Linked DNA regions of Homo sapiens: region 2 is linked to region 1. Evidence: chromatin loops called from intact Hi-C (ENCODE). Cell type or tissue: sigmoid colon. All regions are shown on one strand.

Region 1 (8,000 bases):
TGAACACACTAGATATGACTCTACTCTCACAGGGCCTTCAATCTAGCAAGGGAAAGATCTGCACAAAACTACACTTAAAAGCACTTAAACCAGAAATGTGGTTATTACAAAGGCGAAATGGCCAGTCTCAGGGATCAGGAAACGCTTCCTTGAAAACGTGACATTTAGGCTGAGACCTGAAGGGTAAGAAAGAAAGTGACTGATAAAGGCAGAAATACCAGTGAGAGGTAAGAGCGGTGCGGGCAGAGAGATGAACAACAGCCAGGAGCCAGAAAAGAGCTTGGATCCTTCAAGGAAGAAGCCAGTGTGGCTGGAATACAGTAACAAAGGAAGAAAAGTATGAAAAGTGTAAGATTTGAAGTAGCAGGAGCCAGATCATGAGGAGCCTAGTGGACTATGTCGAGGATTTTAGACCTGATTGTAAGAGCACACAGAAATAACTAAACACTTTCAAGAAGGCAGTGGCATGATCAGAAATGGATATTTGGAAGTTCATTCATTTGGGTTACTGTCTAAAATGAAAGGCCAGAAGAGGACCAGGAATAAATCTGAAAAGACCATTATGAACTTCTTTCCATAGTATATGGATTACTGAAATGGTGATAGCTTGAACTACGATGGCAGCAATGAGAAAGGAGAGAAGTGGATGGCTTCAAGTTACGATTAGGAGGTGGACTCAACAGTATCCACCTCCTAATACCAGGTGGTACTGACTGGATGTGGGGACAGAGGAAAGGAACATGTCAAGCACGACTCCAGTCGCTCACAGGAGAACTTCTCACACTCTAGACTCCAGCCATACTGAACTACTCGCAGTTCCTGAAGCCTCCATGCCTCATCCACATTTTCATGCCTCCAAGTAGAAATGCCTTTACGACATCTTTAAGCTGCAAAATGCGGCCTCGCCCCAGCCTTCCCTAACCATGACTGGATTAGGTGTTCCAACTGCATGCTCCCACGGCCTCTCATGCTTGCCTTTATCACAGTACTTACCACACGGAACTATAATGACACACCTATGTCTTCCTCACGTGACCAAGTGCTCTTTGAGGTTAAAAATCATTTTTGGTTATTTTAATTTCTCTATCCTCAATGCTTACTTCTTATCAATGTGTGTGTTCCAAGGAACAGAGAAAGCAAGCTAAGCTCTTGGGACCTACTGTGAGAGAAAAAAAAGAATATAGGAAGCTAACTTGGGCCTAAGAAAGCAGGTAAAAATGGCAGTGTGGTTTCCTGGATAGATAAATGAAAAGTTATGAAACTGCAGATTTCTTTTTCTTTTTTTTTTGAGACAAAGTCTGGCTTCTTTGCCCAGGCTGGAGTGCAGTGGCACGATCTCGGCTCACTGCAACCTCCGCCTCCCGGGTTCAAGCAACTCTCCTGCCTCAGCCTCCCGAGTAGCTGGGATTACAGGAGTGCGCTGCCACGCCCAGCTAATTTTTTTGCATTTTTAGTAGAGACAGGGTTTCACCATGTTGGCCAGGCTGGTCTCGAACTCCTGACCTTGTGATCTGCTCGCCTCGGCCTCCTAAAGTGCTGGGATTACAGGCGTAAGCCACCGCGTCAGGCCAGAAACTGCAGATTTCTTCGAGGGCTGGTAGCCTAAAATGAAAAGCTCAAACTCAAAGATTTAAATTTAAAGAAAATTAAGGGTAATAGTTACCCAAGGATGATGTACAAACTAAAAATATATAGTTTCATCAATAGTTTAGAAAACAAATTACCACGTTGTAGTCTACCTACAAGAATTTAAAGTTTTTACCAAAAATATATTCATCTATTATTTGTATAATTAGAAATAAAATGGGACAGACATGATACACCTCATGCCTGTAATCCCAGATCTTTGGGAGGCCACGGGAGGACTGCTTGAGGCCAGGAGTTTGAGACCAGCCTGCGCAACAGGGCAAGTCTCCATCGCTACAAAAAATTAGCTGGGTGTGGTGGCATGTGCCTGTAGTCCTAGCAACTCAGGAGGCTGAGGCAGGAAAATCACTGGAACTCAGGATTTCGATCGCATCACTGCACTCTGGCCTGAGCAACAGAGACCGACCCTGTTTTTGATTGTATTCATTTATTTTTTGGAAGGCAGAGTCTCACTCATCACTCAGGCTGCAGTGCAGTGGTGCAGCCTTGACGCTCTTGGGCTCATTCTTGACTTTTTTGAGACAGGGTCTTGCTCTGGCACCTACGCTGGATCATAGCTCATGACATCCTTGAACTCCTGGACTCAAGCAATCCTCCTGCCTCAGACTCCTGAGTAGCTAGAACTAGAGGCCCGCATCACCATGCCCAGCCAATTTTGAAAATTTTTTTACAGAGACAGAAGCCTCGTTTTGTTGACCAGGCTGGTACTGAATTCCTAGGCTCCAGCGAACCTCCTGCCTTGGCCTCCCAAAGTGCTGGGATTACAGATGGGAGCCACCACACCAGACCTTGACTCTTTCTTCTCCCTGAGCTCCCCACGTTCAACCAAGTCTTTTGGATTCTACTGTAATAATATGACTTGTGTCTGTTCACTTCTTCCCACCTCCAAAGCCATTTCTTGGTTCAAGTCTTTTTCATATCTCACTTGGAACTACCGCAGCACCCTCCTTGTCTCCTATTTCTAGTCTTACTCTTCTCCAAACATTTTACAAAGCGGCCAGGGTTTATTTCTGAAGAGCAGATGTTATTCCCCTATTTAAAGCATCCAATAGCTTCCTACTATTTTCAGGATAAAGGTCAAATAATTTATCATATGACCCTTCAACATCTAGCCCCAGCTTACACCACCCACTGGGTGAATTTTACCCTTAAGGCGCAACGAACCAGCCACTGCAGTTTTCCACCTACCGTGCTCTCTCTCCCCCAGCCAGCCTCAGCCCTTTGCATATGCTATTTCCTTTGCCTGGGAATCACTTTACCACCTCCCTTTCCTTCTCAAGCTAACTCCTACTTGTTCTTTATACTTCAATTGACCAATGGCTGCTTTGGTCCCATGGCTATGTGCTCTCATATACTGGGTGTGCACCCCAAAAACAGAAGTAATTACAATGTTAAGTCTCTTGCGTCCTCCACTAGAATGCACTGAGACAGCAAGAGATCTTGTTCACTGTTATCTTTAGTGACTGGCACACTGTCGATAATTACTTACTGAGTCAATGAAGAGGAGAAATCTTCTAAACAAGCCTGTGATTTTTCTACTGTCATTTCTCCTGGCTTAAAGGAAAAAGTCCCCGCCCAAGAGTTATAAGAGGATATCCCATAGAAAGCCCATCACAAATCAGACTAACTAACCTATCCATGCTACTTTAGTTCATTCTCGGAATATAAGGTCAACCAAGAGGAAAAGATAAGTACAAAATCCCACATAGAATCCTAAAGCATCATGTTGATGACGCTGAACAAAAAGCAGCAAAAAAAAAAAAAAAAAAAAAAAAATTCTAATCCTACTTTTACTAAATTCTGCAGTGACACATAGTGGTGAGAGAGGGAAGTACATAATAAAGATAAAGGAAGCGTACATGAGAAGGGAAAAGACCATCAGGGAGCCTCAAGTGGTTTGTCTTCCTTGCAATCAGTGGGAAGTATCTGTGCCTCACAGCTGTATGAACCAGGGCACCCAGGCTTACTGAGCTAGTTTGGCTCATTGCATCATTCTCAGGAACTTACATCACTGGGACTCAGGCTGCCCAGCCCATTCTCTTGCTCAGAATCCTTCCCAGACTCAGTGCCCTGGGAAGACCGTGGATGGGATGGATGAATCCAGATCTCCAGGCGAGTGGTGTCATCTCCAACATGCCGGAAAGTAGACTTCTTTCCTTTCCGCCACTGGTCAGGGCTCAGGTCAAATTCCTCATGTTGCTTCTTTTCCATCTGTTCTGCCTATATAACATACAAACACATTAGCTCATGGCCTGGTGTGGTGGCTCACGCCTGTAATCCCAGCACTTAGAGATGCGGAGGCAGGCGGATCACTTGAGGTCAGGAGTTTGAGACCAGCCTGACCAACATAGTGAAACCCTGTCTCTACTAAAAATACAAAATTAGCTGGGTGTGGTGGCGCATATCTGTAATCCTAGCTACTCGGGAGGCTGAGGCATGAGAATCACTTAAATCCGGGAGGCAGAGGTTGCAGTGAGCCAAGATCGCATCACTGCACTCCAGTCTGGGCAACAAGAGCGAAACTCTGTCTCAAAAACAAAAAACACACATGAGCTCAGACTTTCCTGAGACTCAGCTTACAAAGAGAAAAGCCTCACCTCACCGGTATTTATTTGACAATAAAAATACTGTACCACAGTCCCAAAGTAGCAGAGTGTCATCTGCTTTGTTTCATATAGTTATTAATTCTGTAGACTGAAGGCTGTAGAGCACGTACATGTACATCCAAGGGCCCCTGAAAGCTCTCCTGAAGATCACAGTTTTGTTCTGCACAGGGGCTGACCAACTACCCACCAGCACAGTCTGATGGGACCATTTAAGGACACTATGAGTCATTCCCCGAGGACACACAGACACTGAGCAATAACTGCACCTTGGATAAACCTCACTGGCTACGATCCTGCCGGTGCGCAGAGCTAGGGCACACCAACACTCAGGGAAATGCACTATTCGAGGAAGGAAGGGTTCTGCCACATCCCCACTCACCTTCCGCTTGGTCTCTTCAAACAAGCTCATGAGACTCTCCTTGGCAGTCAGGATAGGGTTGCTGGCAGCTAAACTGCGCATATAGTAATAGACAGCGTCAAGCTTCCTCCTCTGTGGAAAGAGGCCAGAGACATTCAGTCAACCAATTCTCGTCCTAACTCCAGCAAGAGGCAGCTGACTCAGGAAACCCTACTATCTCTCCCAGCCTGTCTCCCAAACTGAGAGGAATCCCAACAACAAAATCAGAAATGCTATCCACAGGAGAAGCCATTGCAATTACATCACAGATCTCTTCTTGCACAGTATTATATCTTACATGCAGAGGTGCTCCAAGAACCAAGTACTCATAAGGAGAGAAAGGAATAAACAGGCTCTTAAAATATAAACAGAAATTACATCTTGTTCTTAGAAAAAGCATGATGTTCAATTCACTTTATATTTCCTGTTCTTATCAGAGAGTCAGTATGCTATAATGAAATCACGAAATTACAAGCCAGACAGACCTTGGTCCAAATACTGGCTAATCCAGGAGTTGACTCGGAAACTTTGGACAAAAGACTCCAAGATTATTACATTATTATGTAATAATCTTCCTGAGTTCCTATATCCTCAACATTACAATGGGAGTAATAATACCCAATGGAGGAGTATCCTCAGGTTTACAAAGTGTTGTCCACTGTCTCACACTTAACTGTACTTAATCAATGATGTTGCCATTGTTATTGATAATTTTTTAAAATAAATAAGTAGCTGAGTTGAACATTTTATGGATATTATTCAAGAAATTCAGCAAGTCTATTTATAAGCAATTAATAGGGAAAAGAAGAAGTAAAGAAAAAGGAAGTGGGTCAGAAAGAAGGAAAAAGGAAAACATTGAAACAAAGGCAGAAAGAATATCCAAAAGGCTTTCTCACTTTTTCTCCAACTTCATGTACATTTTCAATGTTTTCCATAACTGTTTCAAAATACATTTAAAATGCTAGCTTCTCTCTCTCCCCAGCGTCTACCCATTCTTCAAAACTCCTATCTTATATTCACCTGGCATGGCTAGAGGTGCAGGTTCTAAGGTCAGTGCCTGAGTCTGAATTCGGTCTTGCATTTATTAGGTATGACACAGCACGTTAACCTAGAGAGGTTTCCTTATTTGCAAAATGGAAATGTTTACAACATATGGCTCCCAAAAAGATTAAAATTATATAATGCATATAGTTTAACAGAATATTTGGCACACCATTACAGTTACTTGGTAGCTATTTTTATTATTATTCCAATCCATACTAATTTCTATCTACACTACTCACCTGATTTGAGACTGTATTATATTAATTCTATAAAATATTTTTTCATATGAAAAAATTTCCAAAACAGAGATACAACTTACAATCGGTATCTATTGTTATGTCTTATTTTAATTTGCAGCATTTTTCTTAGTGGAACAGAAGATAATGGTGCATCTAACAATCAATTACATATTTATCAAGTCTAATTTGCATCACTGTCTATACAGCTCACTTGTTTTCTCAACACATTTTTTTTTTCAGGGAAGAAAGCAAGTCAATATTTTATCATTCCTGGCACCTAGAAAAGCACTACTGTACACGTGTTGTGTTCTCAATAAATACCTGAGATTCACTGATTGGAAGAGACAGAATGACTGACTGATTGGAATTGGCAGAAAAGTTGGGAAAATGTTGCTAACAGACAACTAAGATGAGACAGACAGAAAAAAGAGGGATAGAGGAAAAGAACTTGAAGAAAGTGCGAATCTAGGTCAGAGGTCTGTGAAAAAGAAAATTTAATTCAAATGACAAAAAGCCATTGAGGGAATTCAGCACAGTTGCAACATACAAGATCAACACACGAAATTCAGTTACATTTCTATATACTAGCAATGAGCAATCTGAAAAAAAAGAAATTAAGAAAACAATTTCTGGCTAGGCCCAATGGCTCAGGCTTATAATCCCAGCACTTTAGGAGGCAGAGGGAGGAGGCTCACTTGAAGCCAGGAGTTCAGGACCAGCCTTGGCAACGCAGTGAGACCCTCTTTTCTTTTTTTTTTTCTTTTTTGAGACGAAGTCTCGCTCTGTCATCCAGGCTGGAGTGCAGTGGCATGATCTCAGCTCACTGCAAACTCCACCTCCCGGATTTGAGCAATTCTCCCGCCTCAGCCTCCCGAGTAGCTGGGACTACAGGTGTGTGCTGCCACACCTGGCTAATTTTTATATTTTTAGTAGAGATGGGGTTTCACCAAGTTAGCCAGGCTGGTCTGGAACTCATGACCTCAAGTGATCCGCCTGCCTCAGCCTCCCAAAGTGCTGGGATTACAGGGGTCAGACACCCCACCTGGCCAAGACCCTGTCTAAAAAAATAGAGAGAAAGACAGAGAAAAAAAAGAAAACAATTCCTTTTGCAAAAGCATCAAAAAGAATGACATACTTAGGAATACATTTAACCAAGGAAGTGCAAAACTTATTATACACAGGGTTAAAAGAAATTAAAGAACGAAGTAAATGAAAAGACACCCTGTGTTCATGAATTAGAAGGCTTAATATTTTGAAGATGGCAATACTTCCCAAAGCAATCTACAGATTCAGTGCAACCTTATCAAAATTCCAATGATTTTGCAAAAATGAAAAAGCTGACCCTAAAATCCATACATAATTACAAGGGACCTCAAATGGCCAAAAAAAAAAAAAAAAAACGAAGTTAGGGGACTCACATTTCCCAATTTTTCTTACCACAAACCTACAGTAACTAACACAGCTGTGGTACTGGCATGAGGACTGACATATAAATCAATGGAAGAAAACTGAGAGCTCAGAAAAAACCCACATATAAAGTGACTTTTTACAAGGGAACCAAGACCATTCAATGAAGAAAGAGCAGTCTCTTCAACAAATGGTGCTGAGAGAATGTAATAACCACATGTAAAAGAATGAAGTTGGACCTTTACCTCATACTATATATAAAAATTCACCTAAAATTAATCAAAGGCCTAAATATAAGAGGTAAAAGTCTAAAACTCTAAGAAGAAAACGTAGAGGTAAATTTTCCAAACCTTGGATTTGGTAATGGTTTCATAGCTATGACATCGAAAGTGAAAGGAACAAAAGAAAAAAAGATAAACTGGACTTCAGCAAAATTAAAAAACACTTGTGCATCGAAAGATATTCTCAGCAGAATGAAAAGACAATCCACAAAATGGAAGAAAATGTTTGCAAATTATGTATCTAATAAAGGTCTAGCATCCAGAATATATAAAGAACTCATACATCTTGACAACACAAAACATAAAATAATTTTTTTTTTTTTTTTTTTTTTTTTTGAGACAGAGTCTCGCTCTGTCGCTCAGGCTGGAGTGCAGTGGC
Region 2 (8,000 bases), 180 kb before region 1:
TTAGAATGTGTACTTTTAAACATTTTATTCTATGAGACAGGGTTTTGCTCTCTCACCTAGGCTGGAGTGCTGTGGTGTAAACACGGCTCACTGCAGTCTCAACCTATCGAGTAGCTGGGAATACAGGCGCACACCATCACATCCAGCTAATTTTTAAAAAATGTTTTGTAGAGATGGGGTCTCGCGATATTGAACAGGCTGGTCTTGAACTCCCAGGCTCAAGAGATCCCCCTGCTTCAGCTTCCCAAAGTGCTAGGATTACAGGTGTGAGCCACAGCACCTGGCCAGAATGTATTGCACAGGCTGGTCTTGAACTCCTAGGCTCAAGAGATCCCCCTGCTTCAGCCTCCCAAAGTGCTGGGATTACAGGTGTGGGCCACAGCACCTGGCCAGAATGTGTGTAAGTGTTCCAGGTACTTATGAACACTGAGTTTTAGAATTACTGCTTTAAAGGATGGAAGGTTAGGTCAAAGTGGTCACAATTTTACTAGACTCTTCAAAATGCAACTCTATTTTTCAAAGGTGCAAACACTACTACTATCTATATATTTTTTGAGACAGGGTCTTGCTCTGTCACCCAGGCTGGAGTACAGTGGCGTGATCAAAGCTCACTGCAACCTTGAACTCCTGGACTCAAGTAATCCTCCTGCCTCAGCCTCCCAAGTGGCTGGGACGACAGTCATGCATCACCATGCCCAGCTAATTTTTGAATTTTTATTTTTGTAGAGATGGGGCCTCGCTATGCTGCCAGGACTGGTCTTGAACTCCTGGTCTCAAGCAGTCCTTCTGCTTTGGCCTCCCAAAGTGTTGGGGTTACAGCCGTGAGCCACTGCACCCAACCTACTTTATATTTTTCATGATACTTTTAGGATCTAGAAATCCTCTGCACTCTTTGATGCAGTTACTACATCCAGATGATGTAGATGAGGAAACTAAAATTCAAATAAATTCAATGACATTCTCAGGAGAACTAAGATCCAAAGCCAGATAAAATGACTTCCTCATTCAAGGTTTACCAGCTCACCAGCGCTACCTTCCTGGAAGAGTGCCATCGGCCTTCCGGGACGTAATAAAACCTGCTGCATGCCTCACTCACCCTTCGCAGCCACAGCGAACACCGAGCGAATGGTTACTACAAGCCAGGCACTGTGCCAAATGCTTTACACGAACCAACTCGTGATCCCCACAACCTCATGAAGTAGATACTGTCACTGCTTCGATTATAGAGGTGAGGAAATTAAGGCACAGAGAAGTAACTTGCTCAGGAAATGCAGCCAGTAACTGCAGGGGCCGGACTGTTCTAACTGCCACAGCTCTCCATGATCCAGAACATTCACAGGTGTTTCAGAGACCCTCACCATCTCCCCAAGGAGAAAGCTCTTCTCTTGCCTGGAAATTCACAGAAGAAGAGAAAAAGGCAGCCTCTCAGAGCTGATTTCTTGAAGACTGAACTCTTCTGGGCATGGTGCACTCCTCCTGGGTGGGTGACACGCCACAGTCTAGGACAAGCAGGGCCTAGTGGAACGACAGTGTCGTGGCCTCCTAACTTGTGTGCTCTCAGGCAAATTACTGAGCCCTGTCTGCAAGATGCTAATAACTCTGAAGATCTATATTCCTAGTCCTTTACAAAATTTTATTATAAATTGACAATTTATATTTGTGTTTATTTACAAGGGTACAAAGTGATATATTTTATGAATACAATGTATAATAATTAAACCCAGCTAATTAACATACCCATCACCTCAAATACTTATCATTTTATTGTGGTGAGAAAATTTGAAATTTACTCTTAAAGGAATTTTTTTTTCTTTTAGACAGGGTCTTGCTCTGTCACCCAGGCTGGAGTGCAGTGGTGTGATCAAGACTCACTGCAGTCTTCACTTCCCAGGCTCAAGTGATCTTCCCGCCTCAGCCTCCCAAGTAGCTGGGACTACAGGCGTGGACCACCACATCCTGCTAATTTCATTTTTTTTTTTTTTTTTTTTTTTTTTAGAGATGAGGTCTCACTATGTTGCCCAGGCTGGTTTGAGCTCCTGGTGTCAAGTGATCATCCTGCCTCAGCCTCGCAAAATGTTGGGATTACAGTTGTGAGTGACCACGTCTGACCTCTTAAAGCAATTTTAAATGTACAGTGCTGTATTTTTATGCTCACCATGCTGTTCAACAGATCTCAGAAAAACACACACCCATCTTTCTCCCATGGAACTGACGCTTTGAACCCTTTGACCATCATCTCCCCATTTCCCAGCCTCTGTAGCCACCATCCTACTCTCTGCTTTTATGAGCTGGACTCTTTCAGATTCTACATGTAAGTGAGAACATATGGTATGTGTCTTTCCGTGCCTGGCTTATTTCACTCAGCATAATGCTCTTCAATTCCACCCATGTTGCTGAAAACAACAGAATTTCTTTTTAAAGGCCAAATAGTACTCCATTGTGTGTATGTCCCACCTTTTCTTTATCCATTCATCTGTTGATGGACACTCAGACTAATTCCATAACTTGGTTATTGTGACTAATGCTGCAGTGAACCTGGGAGTCCAGACATCTCTTCAACCAACTGATTTCAAATCTTTTGGGTGAATGCCCAGAATTGGGATTACTCTCTTTCCATTCTTACAGGTTTCTGTGATTCTGGGCAGTCATCTTGGAAAGGAGGAAAGGATCGTTCTGCCACTGAGCTTGATGGAGGAGCTCAGCTCTGTCATAGGGGACAGTGCCAAGAGCTGGGCTTGGCCTTTTTGGAAGGGTTAAAGATTCAGAATGCGAACTAACAGTGAGAGGCTAGAGATTACTCTGATGGAAAAGGGTGGTATAGGTTACTCTCATATGATAAGCCACTCAGGAAGACTTGGAGGGTTTTATGGAATCATTAGCACAGAGCTCCCCTCTGGCCACAGAGCAGAGGAAGAAACAGCGGACCAGTTTATAAAGCTACAGAGCGGAAAATTTCTGTTGCTGTCCAAACTAAGTTTTTGGCTTTCTGTGAAGCTTGGAAAGACTTATACTGATGTTTTAATCACCTGTTTAGTGTTCTGAGGACTCTTGTCAGCGGCCTCACTGAGCTTGCTCCAGCAGGCAGTGGGGAACGGCTGGCTCTCGCCCCACGCTCTTCTTGTGAGCTGTTTCTTTCCCATGACCACCTCCAACACCCTGTAGCTCCCATTGGGCCACTTGGAGGGTATAAGCCAAACCTGTGAGCCCTATAGGAGACTGAGCACACTCTTTTGGGCTAACTCATCACCGGATCTAAAGTCAGGAAAGACCCCTTAATAAGAGCCTTGGTGCAAAGAGGTAAGAAGTCGTCTCAAGATTAGTCTGCCAGCAACACCTCTGTGATGGCACAGAGAAAGCAGGCTTGACTTCCAGGAGAATCACCATCAACACATTCTTTTTTTTTTTTTTTCAGTTGGAATCTTGTTCTGTAGCCCAGGCAGGAGTGTAATGGCACGATCTCAGCTCACTGCAACCTCTGCTTCCCAGGTTCAAGTCATTCTCCTGCCTCAGCCTCCCGAGTAGCTGGGACTACAGGCGCCCACCACCTCGCCCGGCTAATTTTTTGTATTTTTAGTAGAGACGGGGTTTCACCATGTTAGCCAGGATGGTCTTGATCTCCTGACCTCGTGATCCGCCCACCTCGGCCTCCCAAAGTGCTGGGATTACAGGCGTGAGCCACCGCGCCCGGCCACACCTGGCTAATTTTTGTATTTTTAGTACAGACAGGGTTTCACCATGTTGGCCAGGCAGGTCACGAATTCCTGATTTCAAGGGTTCCGTCTGCCTCAGCTTCCCAAATTGCTGGGATTACAAGCTTGAGCCACTGTGCCTGGCCACCATCCAGACATTCTAAAGCACTTGGGTATTTATTGTGAAAAGAAGTCCTCACAAGTGACAATGCATACTGAACAAATTCAGGGCAGGGAAAGTTCTAGAAAGAAAAACCCATGAGCATGCCAGAAGCTCTTTAAAGAGGTTAAGGGGGTTGAAAAAAAAAAAGGTTCAGGGTAGTGGCAGGTAGAGCAAGTTAGCATCTTACTTCCTCTGCAATTTTCATTGATCACGCTTTCTTGGTGGCCTAAATATCCCATTTTACTGGGAAAGCTGTGGTGTAGATGAAGTGGTGACAGATGGTTACTAGGAATTATGTTATTTCATTTGATTATCATGGTAATCCTGTGAGACAGGAAGAGGAAACTAAAGCTCAGAAAAAGCAAGTGATGAAGTGATGAAGCTGGGCTTTGAACCCAGATTTGTCTTACTCCAAAGTTTGTGCTCAGTTCATTATATTATAATATGGCCTCTTATGAAGGTAATGGCACTTTCACAAAGAGTATAGGGAAAGGTCTCTACTTCAAGTCATCTTTTTTTTTGGGAGACAAGGTCACACTCTGTTGCCCAGGCTGAGTGCAATGGTGTGATCTTGGCTCACTGCAGCCTCAACCTCCCAGGTTCAAGTGATCCTCCCACTTCAGCCTCCTGAACATCTAGGACTACAGGTATGCACCACCACACCCAGCTAATTTTTTTTTTTTTTTTTTTTTTTTGTAGAGATGGGGTCTCACCATGTTACCCAGGCTGCTCTCAAACTCCTGGACTCAAGCAATCCTCCCGCCTCGACCTCCCAAAGTGCTGGGATTACAGGCGTGAGCCACTGCACTCAGCCTACTTCAAGTCTTTCTCACTTAAAAAATATTACACTCAGCCGGGCGTGGTGGCTCACACCTGTAATCCCAGCACTTTGGGAGGCCAAGGTGGGTGGATCACCTGAGGTCAGGAGTTTGAGACCAGCCTGGCCAACATGGTGAAACCCAATCTCTACTAAAAATACAAAAATTAGCCGGGCGTGGTGGCAGGTGCCTGTAATCCCAGCTACCTGGGAGGCTAAGGCAGAATTGCTTGAACTTGGGAGGCGGAGAGTGCAGTGAGCCAAGACCGCGCCACTGCACTCCAGCCTGAGCAACAAGAGCAAAACTCTGTCTCAAAAATAAATAAATAAATAAATAAATAACACTTGCCCAGACTCAGCAGTAGCCTAAAGGCCCTCAGGACAGAAGAAACAGTTCTGACGAATTTGCCTTTAGAGGAACACAAATTGAATGGGTGCTTGGCTAAGCTACAGGCAAGAAAAGAAATACTGAAATTTAAAATTTCTCAGGATACCTGCCCTAAAAAGAGTTCTATCACTTAGATTCATTTCATTTCACTGGACATAATATGGGCAAAACCTCAGCTGAATACTTGATGAGCTGAATGAATATAGGAAACTAGTAACTGCCAGATGTTAAGTTTTAAGACCTATATGTGGGTAACCTCTGAAAGTTGTCTGCACCACAGCCTTGAACTTTTCTACTGAATGTAAAGAGTAAAGTCCATCATGAAGACAGGAAAATGGAAATCAAAGCTCCCTCCTGATACTTGGCACCCAAAGGCTCCACAAATCTGTCAATCCAAGTAACTTTTACTTTGCAAGCAACAGGGTGTGTTACTTATCTGGCAACGCTTGATCTTGGAGAAGGTATGAAGGAGGAGAAGAGAGAATAATAGTTTACTTCTCAGTGGAAAAACCAGGCTTAAGGAGGAGATACTGATTTCTGATTGAGTTCTCAGGGAGACCTTCTCTGCCATAGAATTTTCCCTTTCCACCCCATCACTTTTCTTCTTGTCTCTTTTCTTACTAAGGGAAGTTTCTTCAAACTGCTGTCTCTGGCTCAAAGTTAATTTCCCTTTGGCCAAAGCACTCTGCACATGCCATTGTTCCATGCCCTGTTATGCCAGAGTTCAAGCAGATAAGCCACCAACGTGCCTTTTAATAAAGGAAGGGAGGGGGGTCTCTCAAGGGAACTCTGCTTACTGGGGGAAAAGAGAGTCCTATAGCAGCAAAGGCACATACTACCATTCCTCGGTGACCTCAGAGGAGTCTATTTACAAAGGCTATAGTTAGAGAGGAAAGGGCAAGAAGGAAGGGAAAGAGAGGGAGACCATGACCAGAGAGGTCTTATGTCCCACAGGAATAACTCCGAGGACAAGGGAAAGGCTGTCCTGTCACAAGGGCAAAATTAACCAGACCCAGCCGATTATGAGAGAGGGAAGGAGGATGCTGGGAACATGAAGGGGGCAAAGCTTACAGGCCACTACATATATGGGGGAATGCAGGAGGAAAATGTTTCAAAGCTGATGACAAGGCAGACAGGAAACCTCCGTGTCCCTGCTGACAGGAAAGAAAGAGTGAAAGAAATTCTGGGATCTTCTCTCTAGGCAGGAATTTTTTTTTTTTTTTTGAGACAGAGTCTCGGTTTGTCGCCCAGGCTGGAATGCAATTGTGCGATCTCGGCTCACTGCAACCTCCGCCTCCCGGGTTCTAGCAATTCTCCTGCCTCAGTCTCCCAAGTAGCTGGGATTACAGGCATGTGCCACCACGCCTGGCTGAGTTTTGTATTTTTAGTAGAGACGTTTAGTATTTCAGTACTTAGTAGTTTAGTATTTTAGCCTGACATGTTGGTCATGCTAGTCTTGAACTCCTGACCTCAGGTGATCTGCCCACCTTGGCCTCCCAAAGTGCTGGGATTATAGGTGTGAGCCACTGTGCCCAGACTCTATGCAGGATTCCTAATAGGCATGTGAAGTTCCCTGTCTTCCCATGGGTGTGCTGACAGCTGGAAATCCTGCCCTTTGGGTCAGGCAGGGCAGGGATCTAGACCTCTCGGGAGTTCATGAAGAGGTTCACTAAGGACTGAAACCATGATCCCAAACACAAATGGGGACTGTCATTTCCTGTTGGGTTTCCATGCTGTAAAAAAGTGGGGGAGAAATGCCAGCTACGAAGTACTATGTCTTCTATGGAAAATGGAGTATGCAGTGTATCTGGCTCCTGGTTCTGACTTGTAAATCTAAGTGAGAACTAGTTGTTAGCTGCTAGAGGATTATAGTGTTAAACAGACATTCTACCACCCAACCTGCCAGCCTTTCTGCTCACTGTCTCTGGGCCTCTAGGTAGCTGATGACACAGTTGTCTTGAGCCTCCATAGGAAGGGCAGTCTTGGGCTGGGGCAGCTCCTCTGGGCACTAGTTCACTGCTCTGTGTTCTTAAACAGCTCTGATGGAACAAGCCATCTGTGAGGGTTATTTAACTTGGAGCTGGAAGAGGGTGAGGATGTGGAAAAAATAAACTGAACAGCCAATGGATGGGGCCAGAGAGAGAGAGAAGGCAGGTGGCATGTTCATGGGACTGCGTGCCAGGGCCAAGCGGGGTGGGACTGCAGAAAGGAATGGTGCCGAAAGGAGGCCAGCATGGGAGGGGCTGGAACACCCAGGACAGCAGAATTTTATTTCCAAAATGGTATTTTGTTGTTCTCCTTCAAGGGCACCCAAGTCCTCACTTTAGAGTTCTATTTCTGGGAGAATCTTGGAATAGTGTAACTAAGCACACCTGCCTCGCCTTCTGAAAAGCTACCTGAACCTTGCCCAATTTCTGAGCCTTAGCCTACAAGATAAATCTAACAGGTTTTTTTTTGTTTTGTTTTGTTTTTTACATCCAATGCCTCAAAATAATGGCAACAGCTAAGTGGGTAGAAAACGGAAATGAAGGATTACAGAGAATTTGCATGAATTACAGAAAACAGCTATAGAAACTACAGGATGATCCAGAAGGAGACATGGGAATCTGATGTGTGACTGAGTTGTAACTGGACCTCTTTGGAGTCTTCTTAGCCACTCTCCAATCCCCAGCGTCCACTATGAAAACACATATTGAAACTTTCATTTTTAAAAATCTTGCCAGGCGCAGTGACTCACGCCTGTAATCCCAGGCCTTTGAAAGGCCGAGGCGGGCGGGTAACTTGAGGTCAGGTGTTCGAGACCAGCCTGGCCAACATAGTGAAACCCTGTCTCTACTAAAAATACAAAAATTAACCAGGCCCACGCCTGCAAACCTGCAGGTGCACACCTGCAGTCCCAGCTACCCAGGAGGCTGAGGCAGAAGAATTGCTTGAATCTGGGAG

The links. A loop is a pair of places that touch in the nucleus more often than their neighbours do. Peaks named below come from ENCODE experiments on the same cell type or tissue, not always from the same donor. Only the 100,000 strongest peaks of a DNase experiment are listed, where the experiment ranks them.
Region 2: it touches region 1 in a loop (2.5-fold over the local background); 2 of 110 quality-filtered maps call a loop at or near these places.

What each region holds. Positions count from the first base shown.
Region 1 is chr17:2,278,993-2,286,992 of GRCh38, forward strand. SMG6 (SMG6 nonsense mediated mRNA decay factor) reads right to left here. Exons shown (of 19, transcript NM_017575.5): 7 at 4,633-4,743; 8 at 3,655-3,867. Among named protein-coding and RNA genes, the nearest start is that of SMG6, 21 kb to the right of the region's middle. In sigmoid colon, a CTCF peak has its summit at 3,474; no DNase peak of the experiment used is centred here.
Region 2 is chr17:2,100,561-2,108,560 of GRCh38, forward strand. The region is part of intron 13 of SMG6 (SMG6 nonsense mediated mRNA decay factor); the gene reads right to left. It overlaps SMG6-AS1 (SMG6 antisense RNA 1), which reads left to right. Exons shown (of 2, transcript NR_199038.1): 2 at 562-1,743. Among named protein-coding and RNA genes, the nearest start is that of SMG6-AS1, 15 kb to the left of the region's middle. In sigmoid colon, no CTCF peak of the experiment used is centred here; DNase peaks (open chromatin) are centred at 1,111 and 3,091; H3K27ac peaks cover 2,533 bases.